2 separate regions of the Homo sapiens genome follow, and region 2 is linked to region 1. The links are chromatin loops, found by intact Hi-C in ENCODE. Cell type or tissue: GM12878. All regions are shown on one strand. Each heading gives the region's core, and the rest is flanking DNA. Links, peaks and the distances in the headings are about the cores only.

What was found. Peaks named below come from ENCODE experiments on the same cell type or tissue, not always from the same donor. Only the 100,000 strongest peaks of a DNase experiment are listed, where the experiment ranks them.
Region 2: a loop joins it to region 1, with 2.6 times the contacts of the local background. A loop is called at or near these places in 2 of 110 quality-filtered maps.

Annotation. Positions count from the first base shown.
Region 1 is chr13:47,796,701-47,801,549 of GRCh38, reverse strand. No RefSeq gene overlaps it. Among named protein-coding and RNA genes, the nearest start is that of LINC00562, 130 kb to the left of the region's middle. In GM12878, for the core only: a CTCF peak has its summit at 2,430; no DNase peak of the experiment used is centred there.
Region 2 is chr13:48,077,137-48,080,811 of GRCh38, reverse strand. It overlaps MED4 (mediator complex subunit 4), which reads left to right. Exons shown (of 7, transcript NM_014166.4): 6 at 837-968; 7 at 3,501-3,675. The coding sequence ends at 3,673. It overlaps MED4-AS1 (MED4 antisense RNA 1), which reads right to left and starts at 3,675. Exons shown (of 3, transcript NR_046511.1): 1 at 3,461-3,675; 2 at 3,259-3,370; 3 at 819-1,035. In GM12878, for the core only: a CTCF peak has its summit at 2,469 (motif pointing left); a DNase peak (open chromatin) is centred at 2,471; H3K27ac peaks cover 703 bases.

The sequences.
Region 1 (4,849 bases), core at 1,331-3,830:
ATCCTAAGCTGCAGAAATAGTGAGATAATAAATATGTGTTGTTTTAAGCTGCCAAGTTTGTGGCAATTTTTAATGCAGCATAGAAAACTAATATATAATATGAGGCCTGGCATGGTGGCTCACACCTGTAATCCCAGCACTTTGGGAGGCTGAAGTGAGTAGATTGTTTGAGGCCAAGAGTTTGAGGCCAGCCTGGGCAATATGGCAAAACTTGTCTCTACAAAAAGTACAAAAATTAGCTGGGTGTGGTGGCTTGCACCTGTAGTTCCAACTACATTGGAGGATATGGTGGGAGGATTGCTTAAGCCTGGGAGGTCGAGGCTGGAGTGAGCTGTGATCGTGCCACTGCACTCAGCCTAGATGACAGAGCAAGACCCTGTCTCAAAAAAAACCAAAAAAACAAAACAAAAAACAAAAACAAAAACACAAAACAAAAAAACTAATATAAGGCCTTTTAACCTTTTTCTTTATAACCTATCCTACTTAAGGCCTCATTTTAACGTGAAAAGATGCAGACTACTTCCCTGGTCAAATATCTGTATGCCTGTGGAATGACCTAAGAGCTGTCATCCTGAAATCCATTCAGGTTAACCTCAGGACCCCCAATCCAGCTCTTCCATTCCCAAAGCCTTTGTATAAGAATGTGCTGGTAATGAGAGCAAAGGCCAAACTCATGGTGTTTTCGGGGTCTTCTGATCTTACTGGTGATGCTTGGAGGTAACCTCATGTGGAAGGAAATGCCAAGGTGTACTGTCAGGTGGTTCCTAGGACTTGAGGGGGCGGTTACTGAAATGAGAGGGCTGACTGACCTGGTTAGTGAAACCAGTTCTGGTAAAGAATCACCACTCATCTTTTTTCTGATGTGCAATCTTCCTATTGAGGTTTGAAAGCTGAGGGCCAGGTGATAATGTTGAGAGGCCTCTTTTTGGGCTTTCTCCTTTGGGATGCCCCCTTTGAAACAGGTACTAGGGTCCCTATTTTCCTAACCCAGCAATGGAGTAGATGATTTTCAAAGCAGAGACTGTTGTCAGCTATATTTAGGCAAAGATTTGATGGGCATGTCAGGGAGGAAGTGGCAGGAATTCTACACTGGGCAAGAGATTGGATGATACAACTTTCAAGGTCTTTTCTAATCTAAGATATTTGATTCTAGGAGCTGCACTACTCCTAAAATAATTTAGTGAGAAGGAAATTAGGATCTAGGTAAATCAGATGGTCATTAGTACTAGTCTGCTGATAAATGTCCACTCACCTCTCCTAGTCCAATAACATCTATAAGTTGGCAGGATGTTATCAGACTTTCTAAATCAATTGCCTATTAGAGTTCCTTTAATCATTATTTTAGATTTTTAAAATGCATATTATTCCAAAATGAGATACCATTTTGGCTCCAAAGAAACATATTTCTGGTAATTTACATTTGGTTCCATGAGTCACCTTACACATTAGCATTCAATTCACTATTTTTTGTAGTAAACTTTCTAGTAATTATCTTACCTTGAATTCTACATTTAAACGATCAATTTTCTTTTTGAAATACAGTAAAGAATAAAATATCTTTTCAATAGGGTTTCTTTCATTGTATTAGAGATATCGAACATAAACTTGGAATACCTAATGAAGAGTCACAGAGTATTTTTCTTATCATTTTTTTGATAAATTTTCTTATCATTTTCCTTATATTTTTCTTGAAAGTAGTAATCCTTTAATACTATTGAATCATCAATTTCTTTTTAAATATTGAGTGGGTTTTTTTTTAATCACATCACTTCTGACACCAAATCAGGGGATTTTCACCTCCTGATACCAAATACATAATATCTTTTCCAACACCACTTTTCTAACTCTTTGACAGGGCTCAATCCCACAAGACTGTCCCATTTCAGATGCCAACTGCAAGTCCCAGGCCAACTGTATTTCTGACTGACAGGCTATAAATTCGGGATTCTCACAACCCTCAGGTTTGGTAATCTGCTTAAATGGCTCACAACTTAGGAAGGTACTTTACTTACATTTAATGGTTGAGTTGTAAAGGATACAGATGAATTGCCTGATGAAGAAGTATATAAAGTGTGGTCCAGAAGGGTCCCAAGCACAGAAGCTTCTGCTCTTGTGGAGTTGGGATGCACCATTTTCCAGAATCTCAGTGTGTTTACCAACCCAGAGGCTCTCAGAACTGTATGACTTAGGGATTTTTATGGAGGGTTCATTCCATACATTGTCTTCTGTCTGTGTATGTGTATCTCAGTGTCTTCTCCTTATAAGGACTCCCACCAGTCATGTTGGATGAAGGGCCCACTCTACTCTAGTATGACCTTATCTTAACTTACATCTGAATTGTATCCACAAAGCCCCTATTTCCAATTAAGGGGTCACAATTATAGTTTTTGGGGATTAGGACTTTGCTTTGTCTTTTTGGGAGTCATAATTCAACCCATAGCACCACCTATTGGGGTTAGTTAGGAAGCATTGAACTTGAATACCCTGAATGCTGCACTGAGGGCTTCAGCTGTAGGCATTGTGAGCCCATGAAGAGTTCTGAATGTGTGTGTCTGTTGCAGAGGAAGGCTCATACATAAAGGTTATTAAGTTGCCAGCTGACAGTTGGGAAAACTGGAAAGATAAATTATTTCAGGAGGGGAGGACAGATAATTAGAGTTGGAAGGGACCTTATAGATAAGGTGGTTAAACCTCATTTTGTGGATGAGGAGCTAGTTAGGGGATAGTGACAATGGTGTGAGGATGGATGATGGAGCCTGGATTGCTGTGGCCTGGTGCTGCCTGGTTCCTGCCTCCTTTTGCCTCTCCAGAAGCCACTCAACACATGCGCCAGCTGTTCTCTCAGCTTTTGGGGTCTGATTCTAGGAGATCTAGCTACATACTGAGGGATTTGGCATTAGCCCCCTTCTAACCTCATGTCACAGTCCTAATAATCTGTTTGAGGTTCCACATCCCTTGTGTGCTTGCTTGGGCATTGGCTTCTGTGTCCTCCCTGTGCCCGAGTTCACATCCTTAACACTGGGCCTCTGTCTTCTTGTCAGGCGCCTCCCCAGGACCCACTTTGACTTGTGAGCCCCACAGCCTGCTGGAAGGCTGCCAAATGCCAGCTTTCTGCCTGTGCACCTGGACAGCCAGGTTGCTCCTTCCCCTGATCCTGGAACCGAAGTCTGTCGCTCTGTCCTCCAGATGTAGACTGTCTGCAGCCTTTTGTCTTTTGGGTACTTTTTGCTGAATCATCTGGATGGAACGTGCAGTACCTTTGTTTCCCTGCTGCCGGACCTGTTGTAGAAGGTGGTGATGTTCTAGATGCCTGCCCCTCCCAGTTTTCCCTCCCCATCCAGTTAACCAGAGTGGGACTAACTGTTGAGAAGGGATGGGAAAAGCCTGGAGTCCTGTCTGACTCTGGGGTGAAGAGAATCTTTCCTAATTAACCATTTCAATGCACTTAGAGGAACAAAATATATAACAGTGTGTGTGGTGTGATAGAGTTTATATTGAAAAGGTGATATACACTTGTATATGTAGAGAATACTTTGGGAAGAATCTACAATCTGGTCATAGTAGTTGCCTCTGGAAAGAGGAACTGGGGCCTTTGGGACAGGAGTGGGAGCTGAGACTTAATTTCCACTGCATTTAACTTAAGCAATATTTAATTGCTTCTATTTTGTTTTTATTATTTATGTATAGAGACAGGGTCTTGCTTTGTCACACAGGCTGGAGTGTAGAGGTGCAATCATAGCTCACTGCAGCCTCAAATTCCTGGGCTCAAGCAATCCTCTCACCTCAGCGTCCAGAGTAGCTGGGACTATAGGCACCACTACCACCACCACACCTACATTCTTTTTTTTTTTTTTGAGGTGGGGTTTGGTTATTTTGCCTGGGTTGGTCTCAAAACTCCTGGCCTCAAGCAATTCTCCCACCTCAGCCTCCCAAAGCTCTGGGATTACACTTGTGAGCCACCTTGCCTGGCCTAATTGCTTCCATTTAAAAACTCTGTACATGTATCACCTATTCTATAAATAACTTAAAAAAAAGCAAAAAATACATGTGAGGCATTTTACTAAGTAAAGCAATCTTGGGGTGACTTTTAAAAATTTGCAATATTGTCATTAGAGAGTAAATGTGTTTGTTCTCTAGATTTAAATGTCTTCATATGGCATTTTCTAGATCAAGCAACTCTGTATGTGAAAGGACCGGTCTTACGTGATAGCAGATAGACATATCTAGTTGGTCTGGGTGTTTAAATGCTGATGCTCTATTTGTGGCTGTCTTTTCTGATGTCCATGTTGCTTTGGGGCATTTAACAGTAAACCCATGTTGTTCTCCTTGCTTTAAAGTTTAAAGTTGCATTCTAATTCTCATGGAGTGAAAGATAAGACTAATTATACTGCCTGTATGACTGAGAAAGAAGGATGACCTTGTCCCATATGCTAAAGGACCTGAAATCTAGAGAACAACTTGACACATCTATTTCCAGCCAGAGCAGCAGTGACTGGCAGGAAGACAAAGAGGAGGCGGGTCTATAAGGAAGACGTCTGGTTGGCAGCGGTGAGTGGGAAACGTGCACGTGGCCACTTGCACGGGGCCCTGCATGGAAACCTGGCCGAGAGGAGAAATGGGGACTGAATTGCGTCTGCCGTGGGTGTGTGACGGAACTGCTATTCTTATTATGCCTTTAGTATTACCTTTGTCTCCAGGCCAGTACATTCAAAGAGACAAGAATGAATAATTATGGGAACCAGATGGGACATTCTTGTCATTGTTGCAGTGTTTTCCAGAACATTGTCACCAAATCCTCAAACAAGACAATATTGCAAATATCTAATTATTGGTCTTTATAATCTTTGGG
Region 2 (3,675 bases), core at 1,176-3,675, 280 kb before region 1:
TATCTTAGACAAGGTGGCATGAGGAAAATAAAAGTAAAACAAAAAGATGAAAAATGTAAAAAAAAAAAAAGATTTTAAATTGAGACAGTCCTTCTATTAAACATTCCAGTCCTTTCTGTCTTATAAGTGTCATGATTTTTTTCTCCCTTGCAGCATAATCATTGTCATTTTCTTGCTAGAAAATACAGTTAAGTTTGAATAATTGAGATTATTATAATTTTCTTAAGTTGTCATCTGGAATGTCTACAAAAAAATGACATCTCTTTTTTTTTAAAGTGTAGAAAATAGTATATTCTTGGGAAGATTCAGAAAAGAAATTAAAATGCGTGTATTTTAAAAAGTAATATGCTATTAATAACAATTTATAAGGTGACTTTTATATTTCTTTCTTTCTTTTTTTTTTTTTTTTTTTTTTGAGACAGGGTCTTGCTCTGTGGCCCAGGCTGGAGTGCAGTGGTGCAATCTCAGCTCACTGCAACCTCTGCCTCCCGGGTTCAAGCGATTCTCCTGCCTCAGCCTCCCGAGTAGCTGGGATTATAGGTGCGTGCCACCACGCCTGACTAATTTTCTTATTTTTAGTAGAGACGGGGTTTCACCATGCTGGCCAGGCTGGTCTTGAACTTCTGACTTGAGGTGATCCACCCACCTCGTCCTCCTAAAGTGCTGGGATTACAGGCGTGAGCCACTGCACCTGGCCAGATGACTTCTGTATTTCAAAATTGAAAATGTAGCCTGAACTTTTCAGCATGAACCAGCGAAAATGAGTATGTCAAATAACATATTAACACTTATTTTTTAAAATATGATTGAATTAAATGCAGTCTTTATTGTTTTAGGGGACCCCCGGAGACCCTACCCAACTGATTTAGAGATGAGAAGTGGGTTACTGGGTCAGATGAACAATCCTTCCACTAATGGCGTGAATGGCCATTTACCAGGAGATGCACTTGCAGCAGGAAGATTGCCAGGTAATGTTAAGCCGAAGAGTGTTTTCAAACAGATCAGGGTTTTCCAGAGATGACAAGGTTGGAATATCTGGCGGTAAAGCAAGTTTGAGATTCCCGACACAATTTTTTTTTTTTTGTAAATTTGAGACAGTCTTGTTATGTCACCCAGGCTGGAGCGTGTTGGCGAAATCTTGGCTCCCAGGTTCAAGTGATTCTTGTGCCTCAGCCTCCCGAGTAGCTGGGATTACAGGTGTGTGCCACCAGGCCTGGCTAATTTTTGTATTTTTAGTGGATATGGGGTTTCGCTCTGTTGGCCAGGCTGGTCTCGAACTCCTGACCCCAAGCAATCACCTGCCTCAGCCTCCCAAAGTACTGGAATTACAGGTGTGAGCCAGTGTGCCTGCCTCTCAGACCCAGTTCATTGTAATAGCTAGATTCTTTGCCGGTTTATTCTGCTCTAAAGATTCTCCTTGAGGGAGGTATGAAATTAGAACAAGCTGCCTTTCTCTTATTTGTAAATATTACACTGTCTTCCTCAGGCATTTGGCCTCTCTTTTTAAATTATTGCTCTAAACATAGCTTTTTTATAATTGTGAAACATGCTATGTAAATAGAGTAAGATAGTTTACGGAATAAAGTGAACACACTCCTGAACAACCCCCAAGTTAACAAAATGAATAACAATAGCTTTTTATAAACTTTTATAACTTTATAAAATAGTATTTCTGTGAGACCCAGTTCATTCTGAGCTTCAGTTTTCCTCAAGTTTTTCATAGGTTTGTGCTATTTTTATATATATTTGTTTTATATTATTCCTCATCTTTTATAGTTTGTAGGTGACTTTTGTTTTGATGTGGTAGAACATTTGGGAAGTAGAAAAAGGCATTTAAAAAAGGAAAAAAATATACCCTTTCTGAGGCAGTCACTTTAAATATTTTAGCCTGTTTCCTTTTTTCCCCTATACATTTTTTGCTTAATGTTACATCATAAGGCTGTCCCTGTGTCATTAATAATGCTTTGTATGCATCATTTTTGTTAGCTACCTAAAGTACAACCAGGGGAACTCAACTGTGATATCCTTGGATATCACCTCATATTTCTCATGTTTTAAAAGTACAGGAAAAACAGATATGGGGAGTCACTGCCACATTTTGGACCAAGGAAGGGACAGACCTAAAAACAGTCTTCCCCAGCTCCATCCCAAGGCCGATACTCTCATATCATGGTGCTGTCATTGGAGAGGGTGCAGTGTAATGTGGCCCACTCCATGGCAGAGAAGTTAGATGAGGCATCAGAGGCCAGAGCTGGCAAGCAGGAAATTACCCACTGGGGTTCCAGGGAGACTTGCTGGGAAGCTGCCCTTTGGGATTCTGGTGAAACCTGCTAGGAAACCACCTTTAGAGGCGCCACCGAAAGTTGCTGTGGTGAACACCACTTAATGTCCTGCACACCAACCAGGCATCACAGCAGTAAAGGAGACAAAACCACCTGATCCAGGAAGTGAAACTTGTTTGCTAGTGGAGTCCCACCTGTGCCCTCTACTGACAAAACTTAATTGTGGCAGCTGGCAAAGGAGAAATGGTTTCAGGGGCCAGAGAGAAGGGTAGATTTGAGGCTAACTGGCATACCTTTCTAGTTAATACCATAACTCTTTCTTTTGACCCTTTAAAAATCTGCCTTCTTTATTTGAGTCTTGAACTATACCTGTTTATGTGCTCTGTCCCTTTGCTTCAGAAATACAGACTTTAAATGTAACTTGGGCCCTTTTTTAAGGTATTTCATATGCATACATTGCTAATCAACCTCTCTTTGATGAGAGTCACTTACAATAGCAGTTCCTCTATCAAGAAATCATTCAAATCTATTATAATACTAAAGTACCTATTACTTGTTTATAATATGTAGAATAATCTACATAACCTAGTATACATAAGTATGTATTATATATGCATATAATAGATACATAGATACAGGAAAAATTTGTAATTACAAATGTCTTACAAAAGAAAAATTATGTCAACTGACTAAATAGTTTCTTACAGAGTAGTATGATTTTTTTAAAAAAGTCCCCAGTTGCTAAAATATCAACTTTTCCTTGATAAATTTGATTTTTATTAATTTGGCTAAATGTGTATTTTTTTCCTAGTCTTAAAAAAATTGGCACAATAGCTTATGCCTGTAATCCCAACACTTTGGGAGGCTGAGGTAGCAGGATAGCTTGAGCCCAGGAGTTGGAGACCAGCCTGGTTAACATAGTGAGACCTCATCTCTACAAAAACTTTAAAAAGTACTCAAGCATGGTGGCACATACCTGTAACCCAGTTACTCAGGAGGCTGAGGCAGGAGGATTGCTTGAGCCTAGGTCAGGGCTTCAGTGATGTATTCGTGCCACTGCACTCAAGCCTGGGTGACAGAATGAGACCCTGTGTCAAAAAAAGAAGAGAAAAAAGTAAAATTAAAAAAAATACTTCAAATTGTTGCATAAAGGGAAAAGTAAGAACTAGATTAATTACAGATAGAGCTGTTCTTATCTATGCTTCTTTTTTTCTCCAGATGTCCTTGCTCCACAGTATCCATGGCAGTCAAATGACATGTCGATGAATATGTTACCACCAAATCATAGTAGTGACTTTTTGTTGGAACCTCCTGGGCATAATAAAGAAAATGAAGATGATGTAGAGATTATGTCAACGGACTCCTCAAGCAGTAGTAGTGAGTCTGATTGAAA